2 separate regions of the Mus musculus genome follow, and region 2 is linked to region 1. The links are chromatin loops, found by intact Hi-C in ENCODE. Cell type or tissue: heart. All regions are shown on one strand. Each heading gives the region's core, and the rest is flanking DNA. Links, peaks and the distances in the headings are about the cores only. Region 1 overlaps Cdh4 (cadherin 4). Region 2 overlaps Cdh4 (cadherin 4).

Region 1 (6,355 bases), core at 2,340-4,839:
CCCAAGGGGACTGTGTGCTCACTGTTCTCCATGGTTGCTGGGCTGCTGGGAGATACAGTTGGAGTTCCCAGGGTTCCATAGGGCCTCAGCAGGCTGAACCCCATCACAGAGCATTCCTGCCTGTCCGAAGGTTGCTCTATTCTTCTGCACCCAGTGTCAGGATAAGGTGATGCAAGCATGCACAGACCACTGGGCCCCAGCAGCGGTGTCCCACGGTGTGGCAGAGTGCTCTGCCATGTCCCACTGCTGAGACTTCCCTTGCCTGAGGTTGAGTAGGGGAGATGTGCCCACCTCACCGGATGCCCAGGTGGACGCTTGATGATGACCCAGCACCAAGAAGTTATCTAAGTGCAGAGCCAAGGCTGCCAGCAGAGCTCCTATAAAGGTGGTCACAGAAGGCCTGTGTCTTGGGCAAACCTCCACTCACTATCCTAGTCCCTGAGATTCGGGCTTCCCGAGCATCCTCACTGGAGACTATGGCTCAGTGGTTTGACACGTGTACTGCCCTTTCAGAGGACCTGAGTATGATTCTTCCAGTTTGATTATCTCATCTGGCCAATGTGTGCTTGTACTCACTTTGGGTTCTTTCTCTCTCTCTGTTTCTCTCTGTCTCTTTCTCTGTCTCTCTGTCTCTGTTCTCTTTCTCTGTCTCCCTGTCTCTTTCTCTGTCTCTCGGTCTCTGTCTTTTTTTCTCTCTCTCTCTTACACACACACACACACACACACACACACACACACACACACATATACACACACACACACAAAACCACATAATTAAAAAAAAAACAATAAAAATAAATCTTTAAACTCCGTCCTGCCTGAAGCTTCTAGTTGCTGAGCCAAAGGATGTATTTCTTGCTCAAACTTTAGCATTGCTTGCTGCGGGCCTGGGGTGGCTAGGGTGGTGATGCCACTGTCTGGGGGTGGTGGGGGTGGTGGTGGTGGTGGTGGTGGTAGTGAGCTACAGAACCACTCAGGGGCTCCTACTGCCTAGACCTGCCACCTGCTCCTGGTGCTGCCTTTATGACACATGAGTGGGCTTCCCTCCTATTTCTTTCCAGCCAGCAGCTCTTTCTGCTGCATCAAGCAGAAGAGAATGCAGCTCCTCTCAGTGGGGTGCACACAGCCCCTCCTCTCTACTGCTGCTGCCTGTGGGGAGCCAGCAGCCTAGCAAGCCTCAGGCTTGGCACAGGGTGGAGTCAGCTGCTCTGCTCTGCTCTCAGCCATGCTGCCTGTCTACCGCTCTTCTTCATGAAGAACCACCCATCACAACGGAAGGAGCCTGGAGTGTCAGAAATGTCCCTGCTTGAAGCAGGGAGGGCTGAGGAATCCAGGCTCCTTCTCAGCCCTTTCTGGCAACCCCTCTGGCTCTCACATGCTTCCCCGGGGATGCTGACTCAAACCACAGGCTGCATACTGCCCCCTTTCACTTTCCTCTTGTCCTCCTGGAGGGTGTGGATTACCCACCCTTGGGGTTCCTATCTTTCCAAGGTTGACTCTAGGACAGCTCATTCCAAATGAGGATCATTGACATCTGTGGGCAGATCACGCTCTGTTGCTGAATATCCAATGCTCTATGTGGGCACTGGGCAGTATCCATAGACTCTGCCCATGGGTGCTAGGAGCCAATCACAGATACCAGCAGTGTAGTAGTGTCCCAAGGGGGACATTGTTTGAGATGCAGGGCTCCGAGGAAGGAAGCAGGCAATAAATAAGGGAAAACAGTCACTTCAGATAATGGCACGTTCTGTGCACATGGATAGAGCATGTGGTAGGCATGGAGTGCTAACTGAATTTACCATCTCCTCTTAATATGCTTGGAGAGGTCTATGGCCGGCAGAGGGAATGGTTTGTACTAAGGCCTTGGGGGAGGTAATGTGCACATGTGTGTGCACGCACCTGCAAGAGTGTGTGGTGTGTGTGTGTGCACACACGTGTGCGCACATGCACACAGAGGTTGTAGACACTTGGGCTCAGGCAGTTCCTGGCCTCCCAGTCCCTCCAGAGAAGCATGCAGGGAGGTGAGAGCCTGTGCTGTGGAAGGATCTAGAGGATTTGTGTACAAAGCCTCCTGGTTAAACACTGACAAAGTTTAGAGATAACCAACAGATACAGTTTCCATCTGTGGCTGTGGTTGTTGTCTCTGGCTGCCTGTCTGAGACCTCAGATCTGAACAAGTGGTGCTGTGAAGTCTTTACATGGAAGGAGAAGGCTCTGCTGCAACAGGTGATGTGGACTGTCTGGGGATGCTCTGGCTACTCTGCATCCTACGTCTGATGAATGCCACAGGGAATCAAGGAAAGGTCTCAGTGTCCGGACCGATGGAGTAACCCTGTATGTGTCGGCACAACTTACCACGCAGGCACATAGCCACACACACCTCCCTGTACCCATCTACAGGGTTGGACTTGGCTTGTGGGCTGTGACTGGGTGATCCTGAGCTAAGCTACGCTCTGTCCTGCTGCTTGTCAGAGCCCAGGAAGACCCTGATCTGGGGACTGAGACCAACCTGTCTGATTTGTCACCATCCCTTCATACTTAAAGGTTAATGACGGTCACACCATGGGCATTCCTATCTCTTCGCTTGGCCTCCATGGTGGACTCTTTGACCCCATGCCTTTGAAGGCCACTTCTGGTAGCCCTTGAAGGAAGAAGTCAGAGGAGAGGAAAATAGGCAAGAGCAGAAAGTATGGGGCTCTCCCGAATAAGAAGTGCAGTGAATGGAGTGTGGGAGAGCTCTAGGAGGGGAAGCAGGGCACAGCCCTGAGGGTCCGTCCTGCAGAGCTCCTAACAGGAGTAGGTGCTGCTAGCATTCCATTCCAGCTTCCTCTGCCCCCTCCACCCCTGCGCTCCTGGCTGACACCTGCCCTTGGCTCTCCAGGGCTCCTTTTCAGCCTGGCCAGAATCACCCTGGACACAGCAGGCTCAGATCCTGCTAGTTTCCTGAGTGCTTGGGCCATGTTTCAGGGCCCTTTCAGGCTCTCTGAGCAGGCTGTGGCTGGACCTCAGTGCTGGCTGGGAGGAACAGTGTAAGGGACCAGTGCCAGGTTGCTGGGTCCCCGGGGTTGGTTTGGTTTTGTCCTGGTCCTGATGCTTTTGTCCCGAGTGGAGCTGGGAAGGTAGCTGAGACAGGGTCTGGGGTTTTGTTTCCATCTTTGGAAAAGGAAGGGCAGTGTCCTGCTTTCTCTGGCCTTGTTTCTCCTGAGTTGCTGCCAAGCAAAGGTTGTAGGGAGGTGTTGTCTGGAAAGCTCTGGAAATGCTGTGGAAGAGGCCGCTTGGAAATCCCCATACAGATGTCCTTGCCTACTACATGTCACACGCTTCTGAATGTGTCTGTACATTTTTGGACATGTCTGGATGTCCCTGGGGTTTCTGGACACGTCTCAATGTTTGTGGATATTTTTGGAAGTGCCTGGATGTCTCTGGGTTTGCTGGGGTGGTGTCCCTCAGGCAGCCTGCTCCTGGGAGTGCCTGTGTCACCACACACTGCCCTGCCCTTGCTGAGATGTTTTCTTATGGAGCCAGTGATGAAAAACTCTTGGGTTGGGATGCAGCTTGGTGCTGGAGCCCTGGCCTAACCAGCAGAGGCCCTGGGAATGGGGAGTCAGTTCCTAGTACTGGAAAAAGTCTAAAAAGCAAGCAGCCTCTCTGTTTGCCTGGGATGGCCAGAGAGAGGGTCATCTGTTTTTCTACAATGCTCTGCAGAGCTTCCTATCAGGTCCCACATTAGCGACAGACACCTTTATCATGGCAATCTATCCTGCCTCTCTCTTGTGCTTACTGATGGCCTGACACAGCCATGACAGAGCCAACATGCACTCGCACGCGCGCGCGCACACACACACACACACACACACACACACACACACACACACACACACACAGTGTGGCCATGGGAGTAACTGCTCAGAGCGTGACTTTCCATATGTGCCCTTGTTGTCCCCAAGCCAGATCCTCTTGAGGGAGAACTCAGCCCTGCTTCCTGCAAGGCCACCTCAGGTAGTGTCTTCTGAGAAGAACAAAAGGCACAGAGAAGCTCACGACCTGGCAGGCCAGATGCCAGAGGAAGAACCTGAGAGATGGGACTTTCACCTGGCGGTAGGGACTCGGTGGTCTGTGGGATGGTCTTGGGGTATCTGCACCTGCCTTTTTGGTACACAGCTGAAGTATTGCTTATGCCTGAGTAGCCTACTGGGGCCTTAAGTAAGAAAAGACTAAAATCCAGAGCAAGATAGGATCATATCACGGCTCACTTGGTGGCTTTCCTAGTAGATTAAGCAGCGGTGTTTCGAGTGTGGGACTCAGATATAACAAAATGTCATCCTGTTCCTTCCTGTCCCTTCCTGTGCTGACTCCATCACATGATCTAGTCCCCTCATCCTCCCTTCCATGCCCTCTCTCTTCTTCAGGCCCAGGCCTCTTCTCCTCCTTCTGACACTGTCTGGCGACGGTCTTCCTTGTGTCTGTCTCAGATCTTCCTCCACCTGAATCTTACTGGACCCCAGTTTGTAGGTCTGGGTACACCCAAGTCCAGATGACCTTTCCAGGACTGAATGTCTTTTCTCAAGGACATTTTTCCAAAAGAGGTAATGATGCTTCTGGCCTCCAGATGCTACATGAGGGTGCATTTTCAGGGCTACCATTCAGTACAATATGGATACTAAGTGGACCAGGGCTGTGGTTGGGCAATGACTCCAGGGACTCTGGGTCTCAAGCTATTGGGGTCTCTCCTTCACTCCTGGCCCAGAAAGTTTCTGCTACCCTGCACCCTGGGTTGGCTCTTCTATTTGGGGATATCATATCTATCTGTCCCCATCTGTGCCAACCTGGTGGGTTGTTTCTGAGGGCAGTTAGACAACAACTGTCTCATTGGCAGTGGAGGCTCTAAGGCAGGATGGAGGTTGAAGCAGCCCTGAGCAGGTTGAGCTGTGATCCTCACTGTGGTTAGTGGGGCCCAGGGAGTGGCACTATTAGGAAGAGTGGCCTTATTGGAGTAGGCATGGCACTATGGGCATGGGCTTTAAGACCCTCATCCTAGCTGATTGGAAGTCAGTCTTCTCCTAGCAACCTTCAGATGAAGATCAGTAGACCTCTCAGCTCCTCCTGCACTATGCCTGCCTGGATGCTGCCATGTTCCCACCTTGATGATAATGGACTGAATCTCTGAACCTGTAGGCCAGCCCCAATTAAATGCTGTCCTTATGAGAGTTGCCTTAGTCATGGTACCTGTACGCAGAAGTAAAACCCTAACTAAGACACTACCCTCCCCTCCCCTCCACTTTGAGGGTGCTGAGAGCTCAGGTGACACCCATCTCTATGTAGTCTGGGTGTGGCTGAAGCTCCTTTAGCTCTGGGAAGCTAACGGCCCATGGGTTCCAGGGTTCTTCTTTGGGTCCTCTTGGTGGGTGTAGCCTGACTGATGGTCCTTGAAGCCATTGGCTTGTCCTATGGGCCAGTCTTCTCTGTCACTTAGGGACCTGATTTCTAGAGCATCATCTGTCCTTACAGATGTCCTTACAGGGCTGGTTGTTTTCTCTGACTCTGGGGCCCCCTGTCTTCTGGCTGAACATGGCTTTGTCTGTGTTAGCTTGGGCTGTGACTCTCCTACAGCTGTAGGCATCAGAGCTTATGGTACTTGGCCTATGTGAGAGCCTCAGCATGAGGAAATGCTAGGAGTTCTGTCCATAGGGAGGGACCAGGCCTGGCTGCGGCAATGCCTTGATGACTCCAGCCTGCCTTGATGGTCCACACTCCAACCAGCAACTGGCCTGGGCTCAGGTGGTGACCATCACCAGTCGGGCTGAAGAAAAGACGTTTACAGGATGTCCCTGAGGGATGCTCACACTCACAAGAGGCCACAAGCAGAGACAGCTATCTTCCCTTAGTGTACTGACTTTCGTATGTGATGCCAGCAGAGGGCAGAGTGAATGGACAAAGAGCTGTGTGGTGACTCTGTGGCACAGAGCTGACCAGACCTGAGGCCTTCTTGTCTCTGGACCCTCAAGTTCGCTGTCCTGTCTGTGTCTTAGGAGTTTCATGGTGTCAGCTAAAATGGCTCCTCTGACTTCTGCTGACACAGATGGGGACAGAGAACACAGAAGGAGAGTCCGTGAAGACAGAGGACAGACCCTGGTATGTGTGGGGAGCCAAAAGAGTGCCTCAGTGGCTTCAGGGATGATTTGCAGGAACACAGGGGACAGGTACATGAGGCTTGGGGAAGGTCACAGCCTGCTTCAGAACATGCCTTTCCCACCATGCTGTGGGATAAAGGCCAGATAGTTCCTTTTTTTGGACTGACTTCTTTTCTACCAAAGAGAGGTAGCTTTTGTGATAAGAAAAAAGATCAATAGTCGTT
Region 2 (6,355 bases), core at 2,179-4,678, 100 kb after region 1:
TGGTACTGATGACTGACAAGGATGATGATAATGATGACAGACAGCTGGTGATGACTGACAGATGGGGGTGCTGCAGCTGATTGACAGAGATGTTGGTAGCTGATGGGGAGATCATGATGACTGACAGAGGTGATCATGACAATGACATTAGTAGCTCTAGTATGATCGTTTGGAACTATGTGCCAGACTGGAGTGAATCACAGTACACAGGCACCTCCCTCAGTCCCACTGCAGACGTGGGGGGTGCTACCATCCCCTGAGACGTCTCTCAGGAGGGAGCACCCCAGGCCCCCAGGCACGGCATGCGCATGTCTCTCTGGTTCATGACCTCCACATGAGCCGCTGCCCCTGCAACAGTGCTCCTGTATACATGTGTGTTTGTGCATATGTAGACACTCATGTGTGTTTGTGCATATGTGCCCTTGTGTGTGCATGCACGTGGAGGCCAGATACCAATACCCAACAATACCTTGTGTGTTGTTCCTCAGGTTCCCTTTTTGGGGTAAAGTTTCTCACTGGCTTAGAACTCACCAACCAGTTTAGGCTGTCTCTACCTCTCTGGCATCGGGATTACACATACACGTCACCACACCCAGATTATTTTGTTTTATATGTGGTTTTTGGGATTGAATTTAGGTCCTCAGAAGTGCTTCACAACTCAACCATCTTTCCAGCCATGCCCTGGTTTACAGACAGATGTACCACAACTGTGAAACATGGCTTCTGCCCCGGGATGCATCAGCTAGGCAGGGGGCTCCCTCAAGAGCCATAAGTCACCTCTCATGAGGAACACAGCAGGCACAGCACATTGGCACACCTCTTCGGTTTACAAACCCCACCCAGGTCAGCCTACACCAGTGTTACTGCTCAGCCTCACCCGGTACACTGTCAGCACTTGCAGCCTCAGTGTGTGTGGTGCTGAGGGGCGGAGGGCGTGGACCACATTGAGGTTGCCCACAGTCTCTCATCCACCACAGCTGCCGTCTTCTCTGCGAGCTCTGGTCACACACTTGTGGTGATAAGAACCATGCTGGAGTTGACAACCAGGGCCCAGCGGCCCCACCGGGGCTGTGTCTTTAAAACAAGAAACAAGAGGAGTGAGCTATTTTTAGAGCTGCCAACCTCTCTCTCATTAGTGTCTTGCACATCAGGATGGGGCTAATGAAATCATTTGTGATTAGGACCCAGGTAGGGAGATGACTCTTTCTTGTCTGGAGCCCCTCCCCCACTCCCTTTTTGTAGGTGGAGGGTGGGTGATGGGGTCCAGGCACTCTGCTTTGCCCACTCTTGCTTTTCTCCATTTAGGGCGCTGTGGAGCTGTCTCCTGTTCTGCATTTTCTTCCTGTCTGTCTCTAGCCTTAAGGCTTCAGGAGGCTGGGTCCTGCTAAAACTCTTACAGGGAAGTTTGGGAAGAAAGGAGGGTTGAAGCCCTGGAGCCATTGTCCTAGCAACTAGTCATCACTAGAAGAGAGGAGACAAACCTGTAACCCTGGGTGGGGTCACGTTCTGTGTGTCATATCTGTAAGTCTGGGTGGGGGCAAGCTCTGTGTGTCATACGTACATACAGACATGAGGTGGGAAGCATGGCTTCTAAAAGTGCGCTAGGAAGAAGCAGAGATCCTAGGCCTATCTGGAAGCTCAGTAGTGAGATGCCAGGGGTTGGGGCGTGGTCTGAGTCCCCCAGGGCTGAGGCAGCCAGCAGCTGTTAGTCTGGCTCTTTGTCAGCTTCAGGGCTGAAGCCAAATATAAGCCTGAACTTTACCATCTGGACGCTACTGTCAAGACGCCCACACTGGCTGCCAGCCATTTTCCTAGAGTCAATAAGAAGCAGCCCAGGAAATGCAAACATGGTTTTTCCCATCTCTAACTCTCTTGGTCTGCCCTGGCAGCTTCTGCCAGGTTTTCCATGGGAGACCTCTTGACTCTGGCACACCCACAGTGCAGAATTTTAAAGTACATGGAGATCCCTTGAGATAAGCAGACTGGTGGGTGCCTGAAAACCAAGGCCTGAACCTTTTGGCATAGATGGTGTTTAGGTTGCTTTGTTCCTAATGGGCCACGGTGGACCCTACCCTGAGACAAGAGCAGACCCTCTCAGGAGGCAACAATGCCTAGGAAGCCTGGGCTGCTGGGTGGTGCATTTGCTAGGGACTCCACAGCACCCAGCCTCTGGGAGAGCCCCAGGAGTGTCTGACTGGTCCTGGGGCCCAGAGAATGCTCTTGATGGAGCTGTGCTTGGAGAGGAATCCAAGGAAGGGCAGGTTATGACCTCAGCAGTTAAGCCCACCCCAGACAGAGGGGCCAGTTCCACAGAAGCCAGAGGCCACCAGGAACACCACAGGGGAGTTCTTCAGAAGACACAGGGTTACTTCTGAACCTCCTTCCAGCATGGGACTATAGCATTCCCATAGGACCGGGCATTTGAGGCATGGGTATATAGTGTCCCATAGATGTGGTAAGAAATCTCCCTTATGAAAATGAAGCTGACCTCCACAGACAGAAGACCACAGCCTCCAATTAATGACCTTCTCCATTATCCTTGGTCTCCACATGGGTCAACCTCAAAGAATCAGGAGTCAAGACCCCTCTTGCTTCCAAAGAGTATTGTGATCAAGCCACAGGTTCTGTGTGTCATGATATCGTCCCGACTGCATGGGGTGGAGGGCGCTGAGGAGCAGAGCATTTCGCTTCTCTCAGCTCAGTGGGAGAAGCAAACTTGATGGTCACACCTGACTTTAGGATTCAGGAAGGTGAAGCCAGCCTGACTGGCTGTGCTGGGGACATGGCATGTGAAGCCGGAAGGGCCAGGGTTACCCATGCTATCTAGGGCATGGCTTCTGCCTAGGTTGTCTTTTTCACAAATGTATGGAGTGGCCTCCAAGTCAAGCCCCATGTCCACAGAGACTATGACTAGGCATCTCCCTGGTCCAATGCTCCCTCTCAGTCAGGAAACTCCATTGCCATCCATCTCTAGGTAAGGTTGTTGTGCCCTGTGATGGAGGCTGTGGTCTCCATATCCCTTCCTCGAATAAGAGGAAGGCTGGGGCGGACCGCACATTCCCCTACAATTCTTCTTTTGTTTTCACCAGCCAGGAAGGTCCAGTCCAAAGGCTACTTCTGCCTCATTTCTCTAAAGAAGGTCATGGAATTTCCACACCTCCACAGGTCAGGACTGGTTTGCAGGAATATGCCTCGGGGAAAGCTGTTTCCTTTCATCTCCATGATGGGGGCTGAATTTTGGGCTGGGCAAAATGAGGCTAATGAAGTCAGCTCGGAAGAGACAGGAACATGCAAACGTCTCATGTGGCCTTTGACTGGGTCCCCAAGTGTCCTCAGTGACCACCCCCTCCCAGTCCAGAGAAAAACAGCAGTTAGCTAGCTGACAGCCAGTGCCTGCAGGGAGCCATTGCGTGTGTCTGTTATGCAAATGAAGAGCTTCGGCAAGGTGATAATCCCGGATAATTTCAACACAAGATCCCAACAGACAGCACTGGAGACGCGCGCAGGCGAACACCTAAGACTTAGTTGATGTTTAGCTCCTGGGTGCAAATTAAAACTTGCAGAAAGGTCAGTGGACCAGGAGAGATTTTTTTTTTCCTCCAGTGATTTCTTCCGGAGGGGGCTGCGCAGACTCTCTGCCATCTGGCCCAACCCACAGTCCGTCATCCCCACCCATCCAGATGAATTATCCATCCGCTCCTAGTCACTCTGAAGCCCCTGCCAAGTGCACACTAGAGAGCGAAGGAGATTCCAGGCTTCTCTCAAAAGGAACGCGCTCTTTCAGAGGAAGGTGACCTTTGGCTTAGATCTCCCAGGCTACTGAAAAAGACTTGTTGGGAAAGAACAGTCAGTCTATGCCAGCCTTTCTCTTGTTAGGCTCCACCTCAGAGTCCTCCTTTGTAAGGGCCCAGTGCTTGGAGCTAGAGGACCAAGCTGTGTGGTCTTGAAGAACTTGTTAAATGTCTCTGATCATGTCTGACCTAGCACAACACTCAAAAGCTACCAGGCATGATCCTGTACGTGGCAGAGTCTGATTTACTGATTCACTGTGGCTAGAGAAGCTGCACACTAATGTCACTCACTCACCAAAGTGTTTGTGACAGTTGAACTCAGGGGAACACTCAGCACAGTGCCTGTAATTTGGAAGCTCGGAGATTGGAATGGGTCAAGGAGGAAGGTGAGCTTCCTGCAATCTTACAATCACTCGCGAGAGGGAAGCAAGCCGCCATGTACAGAAGACGTGATTGCAGGACCGTGGCTCAGCTCAGCTCAGCTCCTGGGCCGCATCACTGACCAACCTCTGCCTGTTCCTGGGAGCTGAACCCATTAGAGTCCATGTGCTGGCACCGGGAACAACTGTTTCACCATAAAGAACCCCTGGATGCTAAATGCCCTCCAAACACACAAATAAGCTCCTGTCTGTAGACCCTGAATGATGCGGGTGGGGCAGCTGGGGCGTCTGCAGGTGGGGCAGCTGGGGCGTCGTCCCTCCTTTCATCCCTCTGCTTAAGCTGCTGAGAAGAAACATGAGAGACGCAGAAGACCCTGGGGGACTCCTCATTCAGAGGCTGCAAGGCGCCTTGGTCTGAACCCTGCCAAGGGAGCTCAGAGTAGCACCTGCACTTATCCTGAATTTTAGGAAAGTGGGGTGATTTCCTGCCTGCTTCTCCTTCTCAACAGCCCCGGCAGAACAGAAACTCCCAGAAATCGTCTCTTCTTCAGGAAGCAAGCTAGAGAGGCAGGCCCTTGTCAGGGTGCACATCCACCCAGGCTCACTGGCTTTCCCTGACTTCTGGGAGAGGCTGTGTGAGGAGGGGAGCCCAAACACAGCTGCCCGCACTTAGAATTCACAGCTCTAACGGGTTTTGTGATTTGGGATGGCCATTATTTAGAGGAGCAACTTAAACACGGTGGAGAAGTCTTTGGTTTTGGGGGGGGTGTCGAAAAAAACCCCATTTATTATTATTATAAAAACAACATTTTTACGGGCCTGGAGAGATGGCTCTGTAGTTAAGAGCATATACTGCTCTTCCAGAGGGCCCGAGCTCTGTTCCCAGTACCCACACCAGGCGGCTGTAAACTGCCTGTAACTCCAGCTCCAGAGGCATCCAATGCTTGCAGGCTTCAGGGGTACTCACACTCAAATGCATATATCCACGCGCACATAATTAAAAATAATAAAGATAAACCCTACAATAACACTTTATTCTAATTAGCTCACAAATAAAAGCAGCGTATACACAGTTCAAGAAAGTCTCTCAAACACCTCGCGCTCCCAAACTGTCTCTCTGAACCCGCAGGGCTTTGCCCAGGGTTTCACACTGTCGGTGTCAAACTGCATAATTTATGCGTGGTTTGTTTCACGGTTCCGCTACTTCAACATTCAGAAAGTTGGATTCACTTATTCACCACAGAAAAAAAGAAAGAGAAAGAAATTATGATGGAGAGAAAATAGAAAAAGGAAAATTAGCTTCCTGTCTACTTTCTTGACCCATGGGTCTTTGCCTGCTTCCTCACTGACTGATGCTGCCTTCTCTCAGTCTCCTTTATAAATGTCATACTGTCCACACTTGCCACTACATGTGTGCATGTGAGTACACACACACACACACACACACACACAGAGAGAGAGAGAGAGAGAGAGAGAGAGAGAGAGAGAGAGAGAGAGAGAGAATATATTCCGGGAAAGAGTCAGAAGTGGGAAGAGTTCAGCCTGGACTTGGAAGAGACCAATATATGAAATGGAGGAGAGGTAACCTCATGGCAAATACAGAATAGAATAAACTGGTTCTATCAGTTACAAGCTTGTCAGGGAACAAGCCCAAGCTTATGGCCTAAGCATTTATCCATATATAAAAAGCCTCCAAGTTATGGGAACTGGGGCCTGGTGAGAACAGACTGTGATTACGGTCTAGTGTTGTATGAGAAGGGAGTCTCTTCTGAGGGATTGTTCAGGACAGACTGGCCTATGAGCATGGGATTATCTTTGTTGTTGAAGTAGGGAGGCTTATTGTGGGGAGCACCATTCTGTGATCAGGTGGTCCTATGTGGGGAGCACCATTCTGTGATCAGGTGGTCCTATGTGGGGAGCACTATTCTGTGGGTAGATGGCCCTCTGGTCCTGTGTGGGGAGCACTATTCTGTGGGTAGATGGCCCTCTGGTCCTGTGTGGGGAGCACCATTCTGTGGGCAGGTGGTCCTGTGTGGGGAGCACCATTCTGTGGGCAGGTGGTTCTGTGTGGGGAGCACCATTCTGTGGGCAGGTGGTCCTGTGTGGGGAGTATCATTCTATGGGCAGGTGGTCCTGTATGGTGAGCACCATTCTGTGATCAGGTGGTCCTGTGTGAGGAGCACT

Evidence for each region. A loop is a pair of places that touch in the nucleus more often than their neighbours do. Peaks named below come from ENCODE experiments on the same cell type or tissue, not always from the same donor. Only the 100,000 strongest peaks of a DNase experiment are listed, where the experiment ranks them.
Region 2: a loop joins it to region 1, with 2.5 times the contacts of the local background. A loop is called at or near these places in 1 of 42 quality-filtered maps.

Annotation. Positions count from the first base shown.
Region 1 is chr2:179,864,856-179,871,210 of GRCm38, reverse strand. All of the region lies in intron 7 of Cdh4 (cadherin 4), which reads right to left. Among named protein-coding and RNA genes, the nearest start is that of Gm36066, 64 kb to the right of the region's middle. In heart, for the core only: no CTCF peak of the experiment used is centred there; a DNase peak (open chromatin) is centred at 3,420.
Region 2 is chr2:179,764,722-179,771,076 of GRCm38, reverse strand. The region is part of intron 2 of Cdh4 (cadherin 4); the gene reads right to left. Among named protein-coding and RNA genes, the nearest start is that of Gm36066, 36 kb to the left of the region's middle. In heart, for the core only: no CTCF peak of the experiment used is centred there; no DNase peak of the experiment used is centred there; H3K4me3 peaks cover 503 bases; H3K27ac peaks cover 1,766 bases; H3K27me3 peaks cover 914 bases.